2 separate regions of the Homo sapiens genome follow, and region 1 is linked to region 2. Evidence: chromatin loops called from intact Hi-C (ENCODE). Cell type or tissue: prostate gland. All regions are shown on one strand. Links, peaks and the distances in the headings refer to the core of each region. The heading gives the core; the rest is flanking DNA.

What was found. A loop is a pair of places that touch in the nucleus more often than their neighbours do. Peaks named below come from ENCODE experiments on the same cell type or tissue, not always from the same donor. Only the 100,000 strongest peaks of a DNase experiment are listed, where the experiment ranks them.
Region 1: it touches region 2 in a loop (4-fold over the local background); 17 of 110 quality-filtered maps call a loop at or near these places.

What each region holds. Positions count from the first base shown.
Region 1 is chr19:28,874,719-28,882,315 of GRCh38, reverse strand. No RefSeq gene overlaps it. Among named protein-coding and RNA genes, the nearest start is that of LINC00906, 87 kb to the left of the region's middle. RefSeq lists enhancers at 1-748, 749-1,500. In prostate gland, for the core only: a CTCF peak has its summit at 2,955 (motif pointing right); a DNase peak (open chromatin) is centred at 2,955.
Region 2 is chr19:27,970,918-27,978,514 of GRCh38, reverse strand. The region is part of intron 3 of LINC02987 (long intergenic non-protein coding RNA 2987); the gene reads right to left. Among named protein-coding and RNA genes, the nearest start is that of LINC00662, 180 kb to the right of the region's middle. In prostate gland, for the core only: a CTCF peak has its summit at 4,345 (motif pointing left); no DNase peak of the experiment used is centred there.

The DNA of each region.
Region 1 (7,597 bases), core at 1,010-6,009, 900 kb before region 2:
CTTGAGACAGAGTCTCGCTCTGTCACCCAGGCTGGAGTGCAGTGGCGTGATCTTGGTTCATTGCCACCTCCACCTGCTGGGTTCAACCGATTCTTCTGCCTCAGCCTCCTGAGTAGCTGGGATTACAGGTGCTTACTACCATGTCCAGCTAATTTTTGTATTTTTAGTAGAGATGAGGTTTTACCATGTTGGCCAGGCTGGTCTCGAACTCCTGACCTCAGGTGACCCGGCCACCTTGGCCTTCCAAAGTGCTGGGATTACAGGCATAAGCCACTAAGCCCAGCCCCAAATTCTGTTTTAAACACAAGCTAGAGTCAATGTCCACACTGGAAGTCATTTTCAAGGGGGAGATCAGAAAGCAGCCGGGGAAGTGGCTACTTTGAAGCAAAGTGACTGACATTTTAGAGCAATTAATAACTGTGTTTCCCCAGAGACAAGCCGCGGGTGCGGGGAGCGGAAGTCGCTCCTCTCATTGTTCCTCCTGTGCTTGGGCAGTGGGCTGGAACCCTCTGGGCAGCTTCTCAACTCAGCATGTCTTGCTGATCTATTAAGTTGAACATTAATCATTAGTAGAGCTCATCTTCTTTCCCTGAATTTAATTTCATTAGTTATACTTTCTTTCCCTATTAGAACAGTCTCTGACGCATTTGCTTAGAAGGCAAATGGGCACCGGCCCTGTCCCCCACCTCTCCTGGATGGAGACTTTCCTGTAATGGCACCGACAATTGTCAACATGTCCAGGTCAGGCTGGTTGATCTGGATACAATCAGAACTCAAATCTTTTCTTATGAACTCTCAGGAACTCTCTCTAAGAAAATCAGGGCCACTGTGGTTTTGTTACTGGAAAGGGGTTTCAATCCAGACCCCAAGAGAGGGCTCTTGGATCTTGCACAAGAAAAAAATGGGGGCAAGTCCACAGAGTAAAGCAAAAGCCAGTTTATTAAGAAAGTATAGGAATAAAGCAAGGGCTACTTCGTAGACACAGCAGGGCGCTCCCAAAGGCAAGAGGAGGAACGCATCCATCTTAGCTGAAATGCTTGATTATATATAGAATAACAAAGCAAAAGCTGTGGGGGATGTGCTCCACTACCAGGGCTGTGTCAAAGGAGTGCTAATCTTTGTGTAACTACCATCTTCACAAGAATCTGCATCTTTAAAGCGAAACTTATTCTTAAACTAAGAATGCTTTTGTTCTTAAGATATCGGGACATTAGGACATTTCCTGGGTCGGTTAAGTCTTGGGTCTGTTTGGTCAACATGAATTCAACTATTCCTTTAACCATAAACCTCATGTGGCTAAGAATGCCTGACCTCCCGGGAACAGGCCAGCGGATCTCAGTTTCCATTTTTATCCAGCCCCTATTCAAGATGGAGTCACTCTGGTTCAAACATCTCTGACAGTTTTAAACCAAAAAATAGGATACCCAATCTCTGGGTTCCGTTGTCTTTAAAAATATATGCAAAAAACACATCAGGAAACTGCAGGCAATGGGGTCCCAGGATTGCCACTTTAGACCTGGACAGGCGCTAGGGCAGGACAGGGGCCTGTGCCACTGGAGATTAGAAGTGGGAGTTTGACAGGAGGGAGCCCCAGGAGAAAGTCATTTCTTCATCCATCTGCTTGTCCATCCATGATTTAATGCTATTCTTCCAGGCTGTACATCATGTGTGGTGAGGGTTCAAGGATGTCCAAGGCAAGTGTTCTGGCCTCCTTGTCTTCCTTGCTCCCTCCCTTGAAGAAATATTTGAGTGTCTTATCTACGCCCTAGCACTGTGCCCAGTGCTAAGTATCCAGTGATAAGGTTAAAACAACAAACTTACAACCAGTATGGAGAACAGTTTGGAGGTTCCTCAAAAAGCTAAAAATAGAGCTACCATGTGATCCAGCAATCCCACTGCTGGGCATAGACCCCAAAGAAAGAAAATCAGGCTATTGATGAGATCTCTGCACTCCTATTTTTATTGCAGCACTGTTCACAATAGCCCAGACTTGGAAACAACCTGTCCACCAACAGATGAATGGATAAAAAACATGTGGTCCATGTACACAATGGAGTGCTTACTACTCAGCCATTAAAAAGAATGAGATTCTGTCATTTGCAACCACATGGATGGAACTGGAGGTCATTATGTTGAGTGAAATAAGCCAGGCACAGAAAGATAAACTTTGCCTGCTCTCACTTATTTGTTGGGGCTAAAAATGTAAAACAATTGAATTCACAGAGATAGAGAGCAGAAGGATGGTTACAGGGGCTGGGAAGGGTTGGGGGAGGGGAGAGTGTGCATGGTTAATGGGTATAAAAACATAGAAGGAATAAAATCTAGTATTTGATAGCACAACAGGGTGACTACAGTTAACAATCATTTATTGTACATTTCAAAATAACTAAGAGTATTTTGCTTATAACACAATGAAAGGTAAATGCTTGAGGTGATGGACACCCCACTTACCCTGATGGGATTATTATACACCGCATGCTTGTATATATGTGTGTGTATGTATGTATATGTATATATATATGTATATATATATGTATGTATGTATATGTATATGTGTGTATGTGTGTGTGTATATATATATATATATATATATATATATATATATATATGTATTTTTTTAAAACAGCCAAGTTCTTGTTTCCAGAAGGCAGCCCAGCTAAGGTGGAAACCAATAGAAGCACAGTGCACCTAGATCCACACTCTGCTGAGAGCTTCAGTGAAAGAGAACTGAGTGCCTGAGAAAGGCAACTAGGATTGGGATAATAATCAAATCCAGTTTGAGAAAAGAGAAGGGCGCTCCACACAGGTGGGAGAGAGGGAGTGCGTGGATGGAGCCGACCGTCTTACAGTCTTGGAGGAATTAAGGTATCACAGAGGTAGGGTCCAGCCACTTCAGTCCTTCCTAGAAATTTAATATATTTAATATGACTATAGCTCAAAAGCCCACCAGGGGGCGATGCAGGACAACTTATTGCTTAGCGCTAGCAGGGCTACATCCATGATTTGTGTAATTCACAATGAGTGCCTTAAAACTCTGGGTGGGGTGAAAAACTCCTGAAAATTGGAGGCCCAGGGCAGTCCGATGATAATCCTAAATAACAGCTTGAAAGGGACTGAGCTAGGAGTCCAGCGACAGAGATTCTAGTTCCATTCAGCTCTTGCATTTATTTTTCCTATGGCATATTTCTTAATCCCCCCTAGACCTGGGTCCTCAAGGGTCAGAGGAGAGGAGTGGGCCAGCACATCCCTGAGCTTTTCCTGGTGCAGGCTCCTGCCTGTGCTGCTGGGAGTGCAGTGATGTCTGTGGAGCTGTAGAGGGAAGAGGCGCTCCCGCGCTGAGTCTACAGGTGCTGTTTGCTCCAGTGAGTTTGAGAGGTTTTCTAAGGAGACAGACACATGGCTTTGGAAATTAACACTTTAGTTTTTTATTTTTATTTTTATTGTTAAATAGAGATTGGGTCTCACCATGTTGCCTAGGTTGGTCTCAAACTCTTGATTTCAAGTGATCCTCCCTCCTTGGCCTATCAAAATGCTAGAATTATAGACTTGAGCCACCACACCTGACCAGAAATCAACAATTCAACCTGTGGTTTTAGAAAAGGTCTGAAGCACATCACTGGCATCCTTTCCTCCGACCCTCTCCCCGTTGTGCCAGCCTCACCCTGTCTTCTCCCTCATCCCATATTCCTCACCAGGTGACAGGGGAGCGGGAGGCACGGCTTAGAAGCCCAGAGCCTGGAGTTCAGATCCAAGATTTCCAGAGACTCGGGGAGGGCTTCTAAGTCCCCTGACCAGCAGCAGGAAAAAGGGCCCAGTCTGTGGCCATGGTTCCTTCCTCAGGCAGGAACATCCAGGTCATGTTCTCCACCCTTCAGAGAGCTGCCAGAAGCCCATCCCAGGTGGGCCTCCTACCCCTAACTAACTGCAGTCCTGCAGCTGCCCAAAAGCTTGAGCCAACATTTGCTGTGTGGAAGAGGAATCCTAATTCAAAAAGAAGTTAAGGGCAGAGAAGGCCGTTTTCTGTGGAGAGCTCCCCCCTCTCCAAAACATCCCCCAGTAGGTTGGCCACCAGTCACCTCACCATCTGATGGACAAATGAGTTTTGGAAGACAGGCTGGTTAATCTCATTTACAATAGCAAATTAATTCCTGCTGGGGCCATACAGAGCCAGTTTCAGAGGGACGTTTTTACAAGTGTCTGCTCCACTCTATGGGGCATGGTTAGCAGACAGCTGCATGGCACAGCCATCTGAACTCAACAACTTTCAGCCCAGAGGGTTGTGGAGGGGCCTTACTTGGCCTTTGGGTGCAGACATTTCTGCTCATCCCCTGAGATCTCACAGATACTGTGCAGGTTGAGGTGGTCAGGGGAATTTGTCAGCCAGGCAAATTGCACAGTGGAGAGAAGCCTGGAGCATGGGCAGTGCCGCATGAATGCATGCTGAAGAGGTGAAGAAAAGGCTGAAGGAAAAGATCTCAGCCCTTCTCTTTTGGTAGACATTCATTCCATCATTCAGCACTTCCTGGGGGTCTACCATAGACCGAGGACTTTGCAGGAACCAGGCATTTGTAAGACCAGGTCCCTTAACAGGGTCACGAAACCCAACTCGTTCTTTTTCAAGGGGAAAAAACCACAATCACAGTGACTTGGGAAAACAACACAAGAACAAAATCCCCTAAAATTTACAAAAAGAGGTCTTGGTTAATTCACACAGCTACACACTCACAGGGTCTAAAAGGTGGTCACTGACAGATTCAGGCATTCAGAGCCGGGAGTTGGTCTCCATTGCCTCCTTCTGCTTTACTCAAAGTTGGCTTTGTGCTTGGGCAGGATTTCTCCCATCCCAACCAAAAATGGGCCAATATTTCAAGCCCAGATCTAGAGACCTACCCGCCTTGGACCCACGTATGTCCCGTGCTCACTTGTGAATCAATCACTGTGGCCTTGAAGTAGAATAAGATTGGTCAGCCCAGACAATATGCTGTAGGATCAATCCCACCACACCACACGGATTAGGACTGGGTGGCACAAAATTTCCCAAAATAAAACCAGGATGCCATGAGCAGGAGAAGGGTGAATGGGTCCCAGACTAGCCACAGGGATTACTCTACTCATGCAAACAAGGAATGTGGATAGGGAGGAAGCTCTGGGAGAGGGGCTAGTACAAGCGGGGGGAGTAAGACAAGACAAGAGCTCACAGGCAAATAGACCAAAGGATGCTTGAGTAAAACTCTGAAAGATGAATACAGGTCCATCATGGACAAAGAGAGCCATCGCAGACAGAGCTGAGGGTGTGCGCAGTGACCTAAATACACACACATACATAAGTGCACACACAAATACACACGCATGCACACACATACACACACACAGACACTAACCCACGTGTGCAAATACATGCACACACACACGTACATACACACACACATGCACCCTTACACACAGACCCAAAGAGTGTCAGCCCTGTAACTGCAGATTCTTGGCTAGATGTGTTACACATCTTGTTTCAATTTAATCACTGCAATAACCCTGTGAGAAAGCTAACATTTCATAAGGTTTGGGGTGAGGCTTGTGTTCTTTTCTTTTCTTTTTTTTTTTTTTTTGAGACAAGGTCTCACTTTGTCACCCAGGCTAGAGTGCAGTGGCATGATCTCGGCTCACTGCAACCTCTGCCTCCCAGGCTCAAGTGATTCTCCCGAGGAGTTGGGACTGCAGGTGCCCACCACCACACCCGGCTTATTTTTAAATTTTTGTGTAGAGATGGGAATTTTCCATGTTGCCCAGGCTGGTCTCAAACTTCTGGCCTCAAATGGCCCACCTGCCTCGACCTTCCAAAGTGCTGGGATTACAGGAATAAGCCACCACACCTGGCCATATGTTTGCTTATTTATTTATTTATTTTTATTTTATTTTATTTTATTTTTTGAGACGGAGTCTTGCTCTGTCAGCCAGGCTGGAGTGCAGTGGTGCAATCTTGGCTCACTGCAAGCTCTGCCTCCCGGGTTCACGCCAGTCTCCTGCCTCAGCCTCCCAAGTAGCTGGGACTACAGGTGCTCACCACCATGCCTGCCTAATTTTTTTTGTATTTTTAGTAGAGATGGAGTTTCACCATGTTAGTGAGGATGGTCTCGATCTCCTGACCTTGTGATCTGCCCACCTCAGCCTCCCAAAGTGCTGGGATTACAGGTGTGAGCCACCGCGCCCAGCCTATATTTGCATTTTTAACAAGTTCCGTGGTGATGCTGAGCCTGCTGTTTCAAAGCCCACTCTCAGAGACCATTGTCCTACTGTACAGTAAGGCACGCTAGCAGGAAGTCAAGAGGGCATCCAGTCAGTGAATCTGCAGAACCTTTATATGTAGGGGATTTTATTTGGAGCTTGAAATCAAATGTAAAAGAAGTGTCAAATATAGGGGCCCAACTACACTGAGAGAACACAGTGCCCTGTCCTTGATCTCAGGAACAACCCATATATCTGAGAAGACCCAGAAAGCTGGAACATACCTGGGGCTGTGTTTTTAGCTGTTTGATATGGGCATGGGTGGTGCCAATCACTCAGTGTGAAATCGTAAGGAAGTTGGCTTTGTACCAGGGATCCCAAATTGTGATTCCTGAGAAACAACCCAAACCCACCTCCAGCCTGCTGTCTTCCTCCTCTGGAGTGGGACAGGCATGCACCATGGCCAAAGAACCCCGGGTATATCTGCCTTTAGGATAACTCTGTGGAGGCTGCTCAGAACGACTTAATTCCTGTTCTTCACAAACCCCGAGGAGGCACACGGGGAGAATGGCCCATGCTAATGGCAGCATTTTCTCTTTTCAAGTTCAGTCAATTTATCCTTTTGCACCCACCTCCATTCCTCATCTCTCCTTCCTCCACTCCAAATCTGGGTCAGCTGGGAACCACATCACAAATATGGTCCATCTATACTTCTGGGGGTTCAGGGAGCAGTCACTAGCCTCCTGCCACCTGGAGGCAGTAAGACGCCCAAGGTCGGGGGAGCCTGACGTGCTAACGCCTGACTACGGAAAGCAAACACCGTGTCCAAAGGCAGAATTGCTGCTGTATCAGTCAGGATACTGATGCAGGAATCAGAAACCACTCCAGCTATTTCAAGAAAAGGGGGCGAATACTGGAAATGAGGCGCTTCCAAAACCCCTGGAAGGCCTGCAGGGGCAGGCTCTGTAGGACTGGGACCCAGGACCTCACCGCAGAACTGGCCCATCCGGAAAACTGCATGCTGCTTTTGCTATAATCACACAGGAGGTGAATCGTCATGTCTTATCCTAAGCACTAGCTCCAGGTTCCACCAGCTTGGCAGTGATACGGGGATCAAGCAGCGCCTCTGCACCTGCTGCAAACACACCAGCGAAACGGCTGCCTCCCCTCTTTCATGCAACTTGGCCGCAAGTCAAGTCTCATAGGACACCTGGTTGGTGGAACCTCAATCAGATACAGAGCCCTAGCTGGGAGGGGCCTTGGAGTTGGAGTTTTGCTTCCCCCACCCCTGCAGTAAAGGAACACCCACTAGAAAGGACTAGAACAGATGTCGGGTGAACCAATCTACTGTATCCCTCCTGGGGCCTGGGGCCTCAGA
Region 2 (7,597 bases), core at 1,606-6,605:
TATTCAGATCTTTTGCCCATTTTTAAATCAGATTATTAGTTTTTTTCCTACAGAGTTGTTTGCACTTCTCATATATTCTGGTAATTAATCCAGATAGTTTGCAAATATCTTTTCCCAGTCTGTGGGTTGTCTCTTCACTTTGTTGTTTCCTTTGCTGTGCATAAGCTTTTTAACTTGATGTGACTTCATTTGCCCATTTTTGTTTTGGCTGCCTGTGCTTATGGAGTATTAAAAAATCTTTTTCCAGTCCAATGTCTTCAAGAATATTCCTAATCTCTTATTTTAGTTTCATAGTTTGAGGTCTTAAATTTAAATCTTCAATGCATTTTGATTTGATTTTTGTATAAGATGAGAAAAACTAGTTTCATTCTTCTGCATATGGATATCCAGTTTCCCCAGCACCATTTATTGAAGACACCATCCTTTCCCCATTGTGTATTATTGGCATCTTTGTTGAAAGTGAGTTCACTGTGGACTTATGGATTTGTTTCTGAGTTTTCTCTTCTGTCTCATTGGTCTATGTGTCTGTTCTCATGCCAGTGCCATGCTGTTCTGGTTACTATAGTTGTAGAGTATCATTTCTATTCAAACAATGTGACTCCTTCTGTTTTGTTTTTTTCGTTTTTTCCTGAGAATAGCTTTGAATATTCTGTGTCTTTCGTGGTTCCATATAAATTTTAGGATTGTCTTTTCTATTTCTATGTCTATGAAGAATGTCATTGGTTCTTGCAGATATGTAGAGGTAGCACATTAGTGATCTCGGATTTGATCTGGAAGAATTCTCTGCATTAGCAGCCAGAGACTCATTTCTTCTCTTACTTTCCCCCAAACAAAAAGAGTCTCTCTGTGCTGAGCTTTCTGGAGTTCGAAGATGAGTGATACAAGCACCCCTGTGGCCACTACACCTAGGACAGCACTGGGTCTGATCTGAAGCCCACACAGCACTGTTACTGCCCAAGGCCTCTACTGTAACAACTCCCTGGCTGCCAGCTATTTTGCAGTAAGCCCCAAGGCTCTACAATTAGCAGGTAGTGAAGCCAGAGAACCTTCTGTCCTTCACTTAAGTGTAGTAAGTTCCCCCGGCCCCTGGATGGGTTCAGAGGTGCTGTCTGGGGGCTAGGGCTGGGGTTATAAACCTTAGAAATCCACCTGGTGCTCTGTTTTACTGTGACTGAGCTGGCACTAAAACCATCAAACACCTTTCCACTCTTCCTTCCCCATTACCCAGGCAGAGTAGTCTGTCCCCATGTTCACCAGCATCACAATCCCCTGGGGTGTACTGCCAGGTCACCACTGATGTTCACTAAGGCCCAAGGGCTCTCAGTCAGCTTGTGGTGAATGCTGCCTGGCCTGGAACTCACTCGTCAGAGCAGTGGGCTCCCTTCTGGCCCAGGGAAAGCCCAGAGATGCCATCCAAGAGCCAAGGCCTGAATCAGGGACCCCAACAGCCCACTTGGTGCTTTTCTCCACTGTGGCTGCTCTGGTGTCTAAGCTCAAGACAAAGTCCTCTGTACTCTTCCCTCAGATTTTCTCAAGCAGAAGTTGTCTCTCCTCATAACCACCACAGTTTGGAATGTGCTGGGTCACACATGAAGCCAGCAGATCTCTGAGGCTCACTAAAGACCCATGACATGTACTACCTGCTTACCACTGCTGATTATTCAGGGTCCAAGAGCTCTTTAGTCAGAAAGTGATGAATCCTGCCCTTACTGATTCCTTCCCTTCAAGGCAGCAGGTTCCCTTCTGGCCCAGGGTTTGTCTAGAGGTATTATCCAAAAGCTAGGACCCAAAATGGGAGCCTCATGACTCTGACCAGTGCCCTCTCCTACTGTGGCTGAGCTAGTATCCAAGTTGCAAGACAAAGTCCTCTTTACTCTTTACTCTTCTCAAGCAGAAGAAAGAGGTCTCTGTCAGAGCTGTGAGCTACACTGCCTAAGATTGAAGGAGGGGTGGTACAGCACTCCCTGGGCTGCCCCATCTGCTGTCTCTCTAGGTCACATGCCCCCCAAATACACCGGCTCCAAGCCCAGCACAACACTCAGACTTGCCTAAGAGTTGCGGTCCTTGTGGCCTAGACAGTCTTTCAAGTTTATTAAGGACCCCAGAATACTTTATCCCACAGCAGTGAGGCTTTCCACAACTCAGTTTTCAGCCACTGGGATGGGTGATTCCCTTCAGGCTAGGGCTAGAAATGTTCCATCCGTGGGTGGGCACTGGCTGAGTTCAGCCCAGTTTTGCTTTCTGCTATGACAACGCAGCACTGAGTTCAATGCAAAGTCTCACACTGCTGTGCTCTCCCTTCCCCAAGCATGCAGATTCTCTTCTTGTCACATGGCCAATGCTAGGACATAAGGGAGGGCTGGCATCAGCAACTCAAGACTGTCTTTCCTACCGTGTTCACTGCCTTTTTCAGTGATACAAAGTTTAAACCAGGTACTATAATTATTTAGCTATTTTTAGTTCTAATAAAGGTGTTTTTTATTTAGATAGTTACTCAATTTGTTATTCTTATGAGGAGAACAATTGGCAGAGACTTCTAATCAGCCATCAAGCTCTACTTTTGTGATCACATACATTCTGGATGGCAGTCTTATCTGGAGTAACGGGCAAATGTAAAAAAACAAACTCTTGCCACTGCCTGTCATGATATTGTTCTTCATATGCTGCTCAACGACAGCAACAGGTGTCCCTTTATATTTTCTTAAGTGTCACCCATATAGCTATTCTCACTGTCCTGTGGACATTACTAGAGTGTTTGGTGGAAATGCTTCCCTAGCTCACCCTGCTTACAAGCTCCAAGGCTCTTCCCTTTACAACAGTCGTAAGGCCAGACTGGAAGAAAGCCCCCATGAAGCCCATGTTTCAGTATCATGTTGGCACCGTCTATGAGCAACCCCATGACTCAGCAAGATTTCTCGCACTCTCCTTGGTAACTCAAGTCCCACAGATTGCTGCTGTGGTTGTATGAGTGCCCCAGGAGCCTCTTGAGTGTGGTGGGCATTGTGTGATGCCTGGGCAATTTTTTGCATACTGCCTCAAGGAAACACTGGAGCAGCAAACTCATCAACCCAATTTCTAAACACATGCAACACTCCTAATGGGGAGGGCACAGGGATCTGTGGCTATTCTGCATCTCAAGTTTTCTATAAAAAAACAGACATTTAAATATAAGGGAGAAAACATCAGCAAAAGCAAATACACAATGTGTGACTGAGGCTGAGGCTATAACTTCTCCATAGTCCAGAGGCCCTAGACCTTAAGAGTGGCCAATTATTTCAACAGCCAGACATGTGTCCCTTAAAAAGAGACTGGAACTTACAGACAGCTTCTAAAAAGCCATAAAGATATTTACTGTGCTATGGTGTTCTGGTAGTGCACTTGTGAAGTATTTGCCAAAAACCACCAGAAAAATACTTTTCCATGTATGAGCAGAGCAGATTATTACAACAGTAACTCACCAAGACCTACCCATTAACAGTGAAAAGATATGAACTTTTATACTAAAGCTGGATATAAAGAAGTATGTGGTTTTATGTGTTTTCCTTATCTGCACACTGTAGCCTTTAAAAATATGTCTTAAAGTGTTACATTTATGGGAGCAAATAAGGTAATGAAAATGGTTAGAAAGTTCACAAAAACCTTAGAAACTCACATGTCTTTAATGCTAGTGTTCACAAAGAGCCTGCAGTATTCCCTATTCCATATAGTCACATCTTTCCAAACTTTGGAGGTGAGAAGAATGGCTCCCATGACAATCTCTTCCAGTTGGTCGGGCAAAGGTCTATCTCCACATAACTTAAGAGTCTTTCTATGTAAATATGCAAAATAGAGCACTGGCCTTTGATTTAGTTCACTTTAAGTGCTCTGATAAGAACTCTTTTGAATGACAGATTTCTTCTGGTTTTGACCAGAAAGTGTCTTTTATTCTTATGCTCTACATACTTTGCTTGGTCAGGCAAAGCAAGAGACCACATTACAATCATAGGTCAGATACTTCTGCTGCCTACTCTGCCTATGGGAATTTCCAGCCCAATTTCGGTGACAAGAATGCCTGCATATGTCAGCCAAGGCCACCATGAAGAGAGGCAGTGTCATCATCTTCACACTCATAAAAGGCAGCACACACTAAGGACCAGTGTGGATTGAAGTTGTTCAGGAAATACTCAAGTGCCTACCAAATGTAATGTCTCATACTTAGCTGGGAGGTAGATAGAAATTCTACAGGCATGTCAAGCTTGAATATATAAAACCCATGTGATAGTGAGCAAATGTTAATCTCCTTTTCACAAACACTAACCCTTTTGTGGTGCTAGCTTAAAAAACTGCTGGTCAAGAGAGCCTCCCAGTGGCCGCTGTGCAGAGCAGCATGGCAGGTGCAGGTCTCAGGGGTTGTAAAACATTCTCAGTATTCAGTTGCTTGATAAAAAACACATGTGTATAAAAGAATGGCCCTCCTCTCAGCCCCTATTTTCCCATCTTCATGATCACTTCATGAAAATTTATTCTCTCTTACATCCTGCAACTTAGTCAATTCTGTTGGTTTAAAGGTGGAAACAGCTGCCAGTTTCTGCATCCCTGGGATTCCTCTAAGCCTGCCGAGTAGTTTGTGAGACAATCTCATGAATTAGCACATGTTTGATAGTTTACATTTATCAAACATCTGCTTTACAAAGAATTGGGCAAAGTGAACAGCTGAGTAAAGATTAAAGGTGAGCTGTGAGGAGGTGTTACCTCAGAGGGTGCTCTGCAGAAGAGTATGTCTGCGAGCTACCTGAACTCTTTATGTCAAAACAAAGGGAAAAAGTTTATTTTATACGAGTTTATTTCTTGTCTGAAGGTTATGATCATCAGCTCAGATGTAGAAATGTTTTCCCCACTGATGCCAACTTTTCTCAGTGCAGTTGATCCCATTCCACTTTTGCAGAACACTGTTCCTACAATCACCTCTTTTTGAAGATTTTGTGCCTCTCTACTAGCGATTTTCCCCAATCTAACTGTGTTTCCTTTGTTCCCATCTCACTCCCCACTACTCCTCCAGCTGTGTCATCTCATTGGTGCTCACAGCACCATGCCCTCATGCCAGCTCCTCATCTTCCATCTCTCCTTAATGTACACTGCCTGCCCCACTGACATTACTCTTCCAACACTTCTCTTGCCTAGGTTTCTGGTGCCTTCACACTTACAAACTGGAAGTCTCCAGCCCAACAGTCAACCCCCCAAGCCTTTTCTAATCTTGTACAGGACATTGCCATCTGCCTAGCTGCTGGGGCCAAATACCTGCATTTGAGTTACCCTTCTGCAATGTCTCCAATGCCTGTTATGTCTGCCTTCACTGGTAGTCTGCCTGGGTTGATTATGAGCCACAATCTCTCATTGCTCACCTGTATCACTCTAATTGCTTTTTAGCCCTCTTCTCTGCCTCCAATCTGCCTCCCAACCATGGCCTACTTTCCCCAAAGCAGTCACCATAACCTCTTTATTAACAGCACTCACTTCCCTGCTCAAGATCTACATGAGTCCCCTATCAAACTGGAATAAAACCTTAACATCTTCCTATGGCCTGAAGCCAAAAGGCCCTGTGAGCTGTGGCCCTGCCTGTGTGGCCTTATCTCCACTGCTTCCCTTATTCCTCACTCTGACCACACTGGTCACCTTGCTGTTTGTTCTGTGAACACATGTGAAACACATTCCTGTCTCTGCTGCCTGTAATGCCAGCACTCCTTCCCTTCGTTGCTTTGGGCAGGTCACTGTTCAAATGTTGGCTCTCTAGAGAGACTCTTCCTTATCATTCTATCTAAAGTACTGAGCACCCCGACACTCTGAATCCCTTTATCCAGCTTCCTCTTCCTGCTATTTGACACTACCTGAAAAACTACTTGTGTCTCACTAGAACATAAGCTCATAAAGGCAAGAACTGTATTCAACCTGTCCTCCCTTCTACCCCAGCACTTAGAAGAGTGACACAGAGTCAGTATCCAGTGAGTGTTTATGGAATGAGTCACTTCTCGGCAGCATTCAGCACTGTGACCACAGCATCTTTTAACTCTTTTATTATCCTTTCCTGCTTTTCCTCCTCCCATTCTAGCAGCTACTCCTCTGGGGGCCTGTCCTTTACTCACTATAAGTCCTTACAGACCTATCGTCTCTCAATTTTCTTTACCTTTTTTAAGACAGGGTCTAACTTTGTTGCCCGAGCTGCAGTGCAGTGGCATGATCATGATTCACTGCAGTCTCCACCTCCTGGCTCAAGTAATCTCCCTGCCTCAGTCTACCATGTACCTGGGGCCACAGGCATGTGCCATAATGGCTGGCTAATTTCTTTCTTTTTTTGTAGAGATGGGGCCTCACCTTATTGCCAAGTCTATTCTAGAACTCCTAAGCTCAAGCAATCCTCTTGTCGTGGCCTCCCACAGTGCTGGGATTATAAGGGCGAACCACCACACCTGGCTTTATGTTTTCTTTTCTCAAGATATGGGTTCTCACCATGTGGCCTAGGCTGGACTCAAACTACTGGGCTCAAGTAATCCCCCCCAGCTCAGCCTCCCAAGTAGCTGGGACTAAAAGTATGAACCCACCATGCCTGGCTTGTCCAATTTTATTCTACACACTTACTCTGCATTTGAACAGCTGCTATTACTCTTCACTCTGCATCTCTACCACAAATTCATGCTCTAGTCCCATATATCCAAATGATGACTAGACACTGCTACTCTGCTATCTAAAAGGCACATCTAGTTTAGCCTGAGTACAAAACTCTCCCTTTTCCAATCCAGCTTTCCCCCCAGCATCATCTATCTGTCTAAATCTGGAAGCACCACTCCTGCTTCCCTCCAGCATGTGCTGAGAGTTCCAAATGACTTGCAGCTCCTCGAAAAGGCCTGTGTCTGGTCCAGCACCCATTGAGGGCTTTGACTCAAGTGCACATCAGAAGCCTTCTCTCCTAAACTCTAATTGAATGGTAAATAAGTAAGTATTGACCTAAGTATTCTTTCCTTCCCAGCCATGCAGTTGACTTTCCTCTATAGGTTGGCTGTGAAGAGGGGTAAAACAATTTCAACAATTTGAATAGAATTTATTATTAACATTTTTACAATAGGAATTCTGTAGGGATGATGTAAATGTAAGGAAACAGCTATGGCTTGGAAGACTAACGAGCAAAGCTTGTGTCCCAGGCCTACTGGAACCACATTCCTGGGCAATTTCATAAGCAGGCACAAGTGATCAGTAGGGGTAGATTAAGACTCATGGCCCAAGGAACAAAGACGACACGGCAGCAGCTGTCAATCACAGCCTGCATGAGAACTGCCTGAGGAATGCAGCCTGGGACTCAGCTCAGAGCTCCACTGGAATCCGTCTCCTTACTGCTCCCCATCCCAACACCTCCGCCTGCCTTGCATGTGTGTACACTTCATATGCACTGATGTGTGGGGGGGAAATCAGAAATCTCTCCCGCTGCTTTTAATAGCAATGGTTCTATTATGAAAAACGCAATGGCAACATTTTAAGCTGTAATGATGATACAACTCGAATGTGTGTATTTACTTTGCTTTCATAAGTTTCTCTTAAAGTTTGTATAATAATTTCAGAAGCAAACTTT